Linked DNA regions of Mus musculus: region 1 is linked to region 2. A link is a contact called in ENCODE Hi-C data. All regions are on one chromosome and are shown on one strand. The core of a region is the stretch at or near the end of the contact, and the rest is flanking DNA. Distances in the headings are between cores, read along the strand shown. Region 1 has its middle 70 kb from the start of Trmt9b. Region 2 overlaps Mfhas1 (malignant fibrous histiocytoma amplified sequence 1).

The links. A loop is a pair of places that touch in the nucleus more often than their neighbours do.
Region 1: a loop to region 2 is called in a map of T-helper 2 cell, with 5 times the contacts of the local background. The contact joins two enhancer-like sites. A Hi-C loop is called at or near these places in 2 of 37 maps with a recorded cell type or tissue (T-helper 1 cell and T-helper 2 cell).

What each region holds. Positions count from the first base shown.
Region 1 is chr8:36,526,778-36,530,267 of GRCm38, forward strand. No RefSeq gene overlaps it. Among named protein-coding and RNA genes, the nearest start is that of Trmt9b, 70 kb to the left of the region's middle. Within about 2 kb of position 1,479, at least 1 of the 3 ENCODE cell types and tissues checked has a DNase peak (open chromatin) inside an H3K27ac peak, as active enhancers do.
Region 2 is chr8:35,643,388-35,646,960 of GRCm38, forward strand. The region is part of intron 1 of Mfhas1 (malignant fibrous histiocytoma amplified sequence 1); the gene reads left to right. Among named protein-coding and RNA genes, the nearest start is that of Gm16793, 56 kb to the left of the region's middle. Within about 2 kb of position 2,109, at least 1 of the 3 ENCODE cell types and tissues checked has a DNase peak (open chromatin) inside an H3K27ac peak, as active enhancers do.

The DNA of each region.
Region 1 (3,490 bases), core at 229-2,728, 880 kb after region 2:
TTGAGCAAATTCCTCTATGAGATCCAGCTGTAGGGCATTTTCTCAATTAGTGATCAATGGGGGAGGGAGGGCCCACCCTATTGTGGGTGGTGCCATCCCCAGGCTGGTGGTCCTGGGTTCTCTAAGAAAGCAAGCTGAGCATCCACTAAGAAAGCAAGCTGAGCAAGTCATGGGGAGCAAGCCAGTAAGCAGCACCCCTTCATAGTCTCTGCATCAGCTCCTGCCTCTAAGTTCTAGCCCTTGCTTGAGTTCCTGTCCTAACTGCCTCCAATGATGGACTATGATCTGGAAATGTAAGCCAAATAAACCCTTTCTTTCCCACCTTGCTTTTTGGTCTTGGTTTTTTTTTTTTTTTTCCCAGCATCTGAAACTCTAAGACCACACCCAAAGCCACCTTGCAACATGTACCTTAAACCCACTTGTCCTGGACCTGTTGTATAAATACTAGAAGTTGGTTTTCTTTCTTTCCGGGGGAGGGGGGGGGTTGTTTGAGACATTATTGGAAGTAAAGTTCACTTCCTACAGGGAATGGAAATAAGGTTGGTTTTGTTCAATTGATACATTTTGTAGTCAGTGAGCAGCCAACATTTTCCTGGGAAAATGTTGTTAGGGTGGAAGCTTGGGCTAGAGGCTAGGCCATTTCATCTTCAGTGGGCTAATTAAGGAGGCAAAGAAGTGACTACGAAAGCAGAAAAAAAAAAAAAAGGAGATTTATTCAGCATGGCCATTTGGGGAAGAACAAAGAGGCCAGGTGACATCCCCTAAAAAACACCTTTGTGGTGATAACAAGGTGTGGGCTTAAACAACTGGCAAGTGATGTTCATAACTAAGCAGTCTCCATCCAGGTGTGGTCCTGGCCACCACACACCCACCTCTACCTAGGCTTCAGTTTCTCCTTTAAGTTGTTAGTGCTGTGTGAAATCTCTTTCCAGGGGACAACTTCCTCCTCTGGTTGGCACCAGGCTACAGCTTTTTCCGCCTCCCAGCATGAGATTCCTGGGGAAATTCCAATTTCTTGGGGTCCATTGTTTCAACAGTCTGTTAGCAAGCGGGAGGGGGTATTAGAATGTGTTTAGAATGTCTTTTATTCCTTCCAGGAAGCGTAAAGCATATCCAACACACAATGCTGCAAATATTTATCTGTGTGGCGGACACTTCCTCAGCTCCCTGCTCCATCCTGCACACAGGCACAGACGGACACATCCTGCACTAGGTCCAGGAGGCCTTGGCTAAACCCAAAGACAACTGAATAAAGACATTACTTGAGAGCAATCGAATGCAGTGAGAGGCCCGAGTGTAGCCTGCATCAGAGGAGCCATAAATATTGACAGGAAGAAAGAACATGGGTCTTGTGGTCGCTGCACTCTGAGCCCAAGCCAAGAGGAAGCTCTTTTCTATCCCTCCCCCACCTCCTCTGCAAGGATCAACACTATTCCATCAAATCCACCCCGAGTACCAGCCGCACACAGAGTTTGCAAACACTAGAGAGAATGGAGGGAAGCCGGAGCCTGAGGCAGGAGGCAGGAGGAAAGCTGCACTAAGGACCAGGAAGTGTTGAGAGAGCGGTCCTGAGGGAAGGCATTTCCCATCAGCCTGCAGAAAAAGAATCCAGCACTCCTGTCCCCTCCTGCCTGCCCCAGCAATGCCCTCCACTCCCTGAAGGCACGAATTCCCTGGAGAAGCCCCGTTTCCTGAGCAGATGGTTCTGCAGCATTTCAGAGGTGGAATGTAAGGCTTAAGCTGAAAGCTAAAGGCTATCTCATACATCCTGTGTGTGCTTAGATAGCCATTGTTTGTCCTTGGTCAGGCAATGTTTACGATGTATAAATATTTAAGCGTGTAATATACGTAATACTGGCTTGGGTATCTTAGAGTGATAATGTTTGCATCCACCCACTGTAGAGATTAGGTCCTAGCCAAGAATGTCTCAATTAAAAGTTATACTTCACATACTGCTGGCTGCAGATGAGAGGCAGGATGGAGAGCCATGCACAATTCCCCATAAGGGGCCCTTCGAAGTAAGAGGACAGCAGTGACAGAAAAGGACAGAGCTGTGGGTTAAGGGTTTTTAGCAGTCCACATGACAGGGTGATTCTAATATATATAAATTCAAATATAGAGAGCAGGAAAGACCCTCATACCAGAAGGCACACACACATACATGTTCTTAACACTTCCTCATAGCCCATACATGGAAATTACCTAGACATTCACCAAAGGTCAGACAGGAAAGTGAATTGAAGTGTATTTGGATAGTTTAATGTAACAGAGCGGGAACAACTCGCTGCCACACTTAATATTAAGAGTAAATCCCACAAGTATGGTTTAAGTGGAAGAAACCAGAGCCAAACACTGACAGAATTAATACAAACTGAAAAAGTCAGCAGTACATCTCCTCAGGCAATGGGGCTGCGGCTGCGGAGAGTCCTACTTGCCTAGTCTGACTGTGGGAATATGGGTACGCCATTTGTGAATTCAAGGGTATACTTTGATGGCTGTATTTATATGTGAGTGCATGCCCTCATATGTGTGCATGTGTGTTTGTGTGTATATACAACTATACATACATATATAACATGTAACGCATTTATGAAATGCTCTTAAAATTTAAGAAAAGATTCCATATAAGTTTAAAAGGGAGAGAGCAGAAAATTCAGAGAAATAGAATATGTGGCTATAAATCACTTGAATGTTAGTATAAGATATGATTGTTTTCTAACTATTTCATACCCCTTAAATATGTTAAACCCCATAAGGTAAAGAATAGTCCATACCTCAGTCACCTTTGTGTCCTCTGAATGCCCAGAAGAGTCACACAGTGGCTGTTCAGAAAATACATACATTATAAAATATTTGAAGCTTGGCGGTAGCACCACACTCCTTTAATCCCAGCACTTAGGAAGCAGAAGCAGGCAGATTTCTGAGTTCGAGGCCAGCCTGGTCTACAGAGTGAGTTCCAGGACAGCCAGGGCTACACAGAGAAACCATGTCTCAAAAAACCAAACCAAACCAAAACAAAAACAAAAACAAAAACAACGACTGAGTCGGAGGGAAGGAGAGAGAAATTAGAATTTTGTGTTTATAGCCAAGTTCTTTTTGGTAAATAGAATGATTAAATAAATATTTACAGTGAAAAATTGATAGAGGCAAAAGGACTTTCTGGGTGGCTGGCTGTGGGCCGCTTAGAAGCAAGAACTAAGAAAGGCAAACCCATGCAGGACAGTATTAAATGTGGATTCTTAGTGAAGTGGTAGTAATAATTTGTTGCTATCCCAAACACAGCAACTTAAGACCATAACCATCTATTCTTTCAACAATGTCTGAGGATTACTTCTGAATGTGAGTTAGCCTCAGGGTTCCCTTTCGAGCCTTCTCTCCAGGGCGAAGTCTTAAATAAAGAGCACACATTAGGAGATGGAGCCATAGCAGGGTTAAGAACACTTAGCTGCTATTGTAGAGGAACAGGGTTCGGTTCCCCGCATCTACGAGG
Region 2 (3,573 bases), core at 859-3,358:
GGGTTCCCCAGACCTGCAAGGAAGTCTCTGAGAGCAAAGGTTTTATGTAAGCTTGTGTTCTGTCTTCACACACAATCCAAGGCTCAGCGAGCCTGGAAGAGGGCAGACGAGAGGGAATGCTGGGTAGGCAGAAAGGCCTGGGATCCAAGCAGCCTCACACCCGTGTCTGCTGACACTCTCCACAGAAGGAGCCCGAGAGATGGATCAGCATTTACCTTTGCAGAATGGCTGCCAGTCGAGAGGAAGAAAATTATTTTCTATAAAAAGGAAACAATGCTGTCAAAGTTATATTCTCCTGAAAATGTCCTTGTGTAACTCAGCCTTATGAAAAAAAAAAGAATATATATTCACTTTATATTGTTCTTTTCCACTGAGATTTTAAATAATAATAATACCACCACCACCACTAATGCATATGTGTTAACTTTAAAGGAAGCTGGTAGGAAGTTGATATCCGTCCATGACCAGAACCTGTGGGATGCAGCTGTTCTGCAAGTTCCTTCCACGCAGGGCCATGGACCATGTGTCTTTAGCCTCAGTTGGCCAATGAGAGGTTCACTTGAGTGCGTCTGTGGTTTCTTCTTCCTTAGTGCTGCCTCCAGCTAAGCACACAATCCTAGCGTCCAGGAAGAGGGAAGACTCAGTTTCTTCTGCCAGAGAATGCCAGTAGCTCGAATGGCCCCTTAATCTATGTGTTCCCTCCAAATGTTGAAGATGTGGCCCCAGTTCTGAAGACTGTGGTGATTGCATTTGGGGAAGGGTATCTTTGAGGAAGTAATGAATCCTAGGATGACCCTTCATCCAGTAAGGCTGTTCTCCTCATACAACTAGAAATGGGATACACTCAACACAGAGGAAGCCTCCCCAGACACACAGAAAGACAGAGAAGTTGCTGGTTTCCAACTAGCAAGAGAGGTTTAGGGAATCCAGCCCTGCCAAAGCATTCATCCCAGTGAGATACTAAACGTCCAATAAGCCCTGCAGCCTGCAGACTTTCACAACAGCCAGGCACTGGAACTCAGGCTGGTAGCCTTCCCTGCTTTAGGGAGAGTGGTTCTTCATGATCTTTTCTGCTTTGTGGTGCATTGTTTGGGAAGATGGGGTAGGCATGAGGATGGGGCATGCCCTAGCATGGGATGCTCAGTGGGATGCTCACAGAGCATCTCTAACCCAGTTTTACTGGCTCTCCAGGGCAGCATTAACCCAGCCTGCCTCCTCTGTCCCTCTCCCTAACATTCACAGGGAGTCTAGCCTACGTAATACTGACTGTGGTCTAGGAGCAGGAAAGCAAGCAAGCTCTGTCAGTGGGAGGCCAGCACAGCCTTTCTTCAGGGCCTGGATGCTGAGTGCCTGGTTCCTCTCGCCTATCTCCCTGTGCTCTGACCCACCAGCTTCACCTAGCTTCAGAATGCATGGGTACCCTCCTGAGTACCCATGAGTCTTTGCCTGGCTCTCACTGTTAAATCTGTCCTGACCAGAGATGCTTTGTCTTTTAGAGATGGTCCATATCTCTGCAGTGAGTGAGATATAAGAGCAAGATCCTCCATTGTATGAGTTACCCTGGAACTGACCTGGGGATTTGAGTGTGTTAGGCAAGTCCTCAGCCACTGAGCCATAGTCCCTGTCACCCAGAGTCACCTCATAACATAGAGCCAGGAAGCATCTTCTGTCTCCTACCTACTGTCCTTCCCTTGAACCCAAAGTTTTACACATGCTACTTAAGTGCTCTACTTGGACTCACTGTGTAGCTCAGGCTGGCCTCAAACTTTCAATTCTTCCACCTTAGCTTCCCAAGTAGATGGGATTCCACTTGTATCCCAATGGTGTAGAAAGGTGCTTATGTATGGAGGTGTACAGCGTGTGTGTGTGTGTGTGTGTGTGTGTGTGTGTGTGTGTGTGTGTGTGTGTGTGTGTGTGTTACAAGATGCTATAGCCCTTCAAACCCTCATTCCAGCAATCTGCTTTGAGCTGGGCCCCAGGCAAGCCCAGAGGACCCTGCCACAGCCAACCACATTTTAAATTAAAGGAGACTGGTATCTTCTCTGGGGCTAATGAAGGCTTTTCAGGGGCATCCTGTGCACCGATGGAAGCCAGCCAGGACTGCATGCCCAGCAAGGGTAGCTGAAGATGAACAGAGTGTGGAATTTGAACAGTCAGCTTCCTCCAGGAGGTAGCCTTCCTCTTTAGCCTGCCTACTGTTTACTTCCCCAGGAAGTGGGGCTGGAGCAAGGAGGGGGCATCCTGCCTGGCCAGGAGTCAGACCAGAGCAGCACTGATGTAAATATTTAGGTCTGGCTCAAAAGTATGGAGTGGTGAGCTCTGAGAGGGCCCCACTTGGCTCAATGGGGAAGGAACAGTGCTCACATAGAAAAACTCATACCTATATTCCCAACACTCACTAGGTTAAGGCAAGAAGATTGCCGAGCTTGGGCTACAAATGAAAAACAGATAGACAGACAGACAGTGCTTTTATTAATATGAAAACTTAAATTTCACCTTTTCTTGGTGGGGATGGGTGTGGCTTACCACTGTTGCTCCCCTCTGGGGGTATTTTGCTGTGATGGAGGAGGAGGAGGCTTGCCTTCTTTCTGTGTGAGCACTCAGCTCCGACAGTGAGCACCACGAGGTTGAGCTCCTGTAGGAAGGTGATAAAAATCTCTGGTGTTCTGATTTTTTTCCTTTTTTTTTTTCTCTTCTTTTTCTTTCTCACCTGGCCACAGCCACTGTGGGTCTGCTGAAGTGTCACAGGTTGGCCTTCTTGGGATGCTGAGTGGCAAAGGATGCTGATGGAGACTTAAGGAAGTGGCAGATCAGTGGCTCAGGAGAGCCAAGGATGTGTGTGTGTGTGTGTGTGTGCGTGCTCCAGTTGGAGGTTGCTCTACTTCACACTGAATGTGCACAGATTTGAACTTGAGCCACCCAGAAAATTAGGTAGCAAATCTCCCTGCATGGTATTTTAAGCCACCACTGACTATTTAAAGCTAAATGACTCTTGAAATAAACCAGTTCAGTCTCTTCCTTTTAGAGCTGACAACTGAGGCCCCAGGATGCATAGTTTGCCAGAGAGGAGTTAGAAAACCAGCTCCAGAGCACAGCTTCTGCCCTTTCCTCCTAGGCTTCCACAACAGGATTCTCAAGTTAGAAAAACAAGCAAGCAAGCAAACAAACAAACAAACAAACCATGTTCAGCATAAAGTCAAGAGCTCAAGAATTTTCTTGTCATAATTTATTAGAACCACACAATAACTTGCAAATAATAACAGCTATCAAGAAAGGTACCCTTCTGTGAAAGTTGCATTTAACTATGGAGGTCTGTCAGAGAGTGTACACTAATCTGAGGTGGGAAACCAGGGTTCTGGTGAGGAGGAAGCAAAGCCCAGCTGTCACTGGGGGCTGGCCCGTGTCTCCACACTTCTTCCCGGACTCCTCTCCCTTACGTGCTTGGTCCCAGATCCAGCATCTGTCTTCACTGCTCTTTGGTCGTGGGCACATCCTCATTTACTTGTCAGTCTCCCTTTCTCTGTCTCAGGCCCCTGACTCCATCTGCAAGCCCATCCCCATCAAACTCTCTGG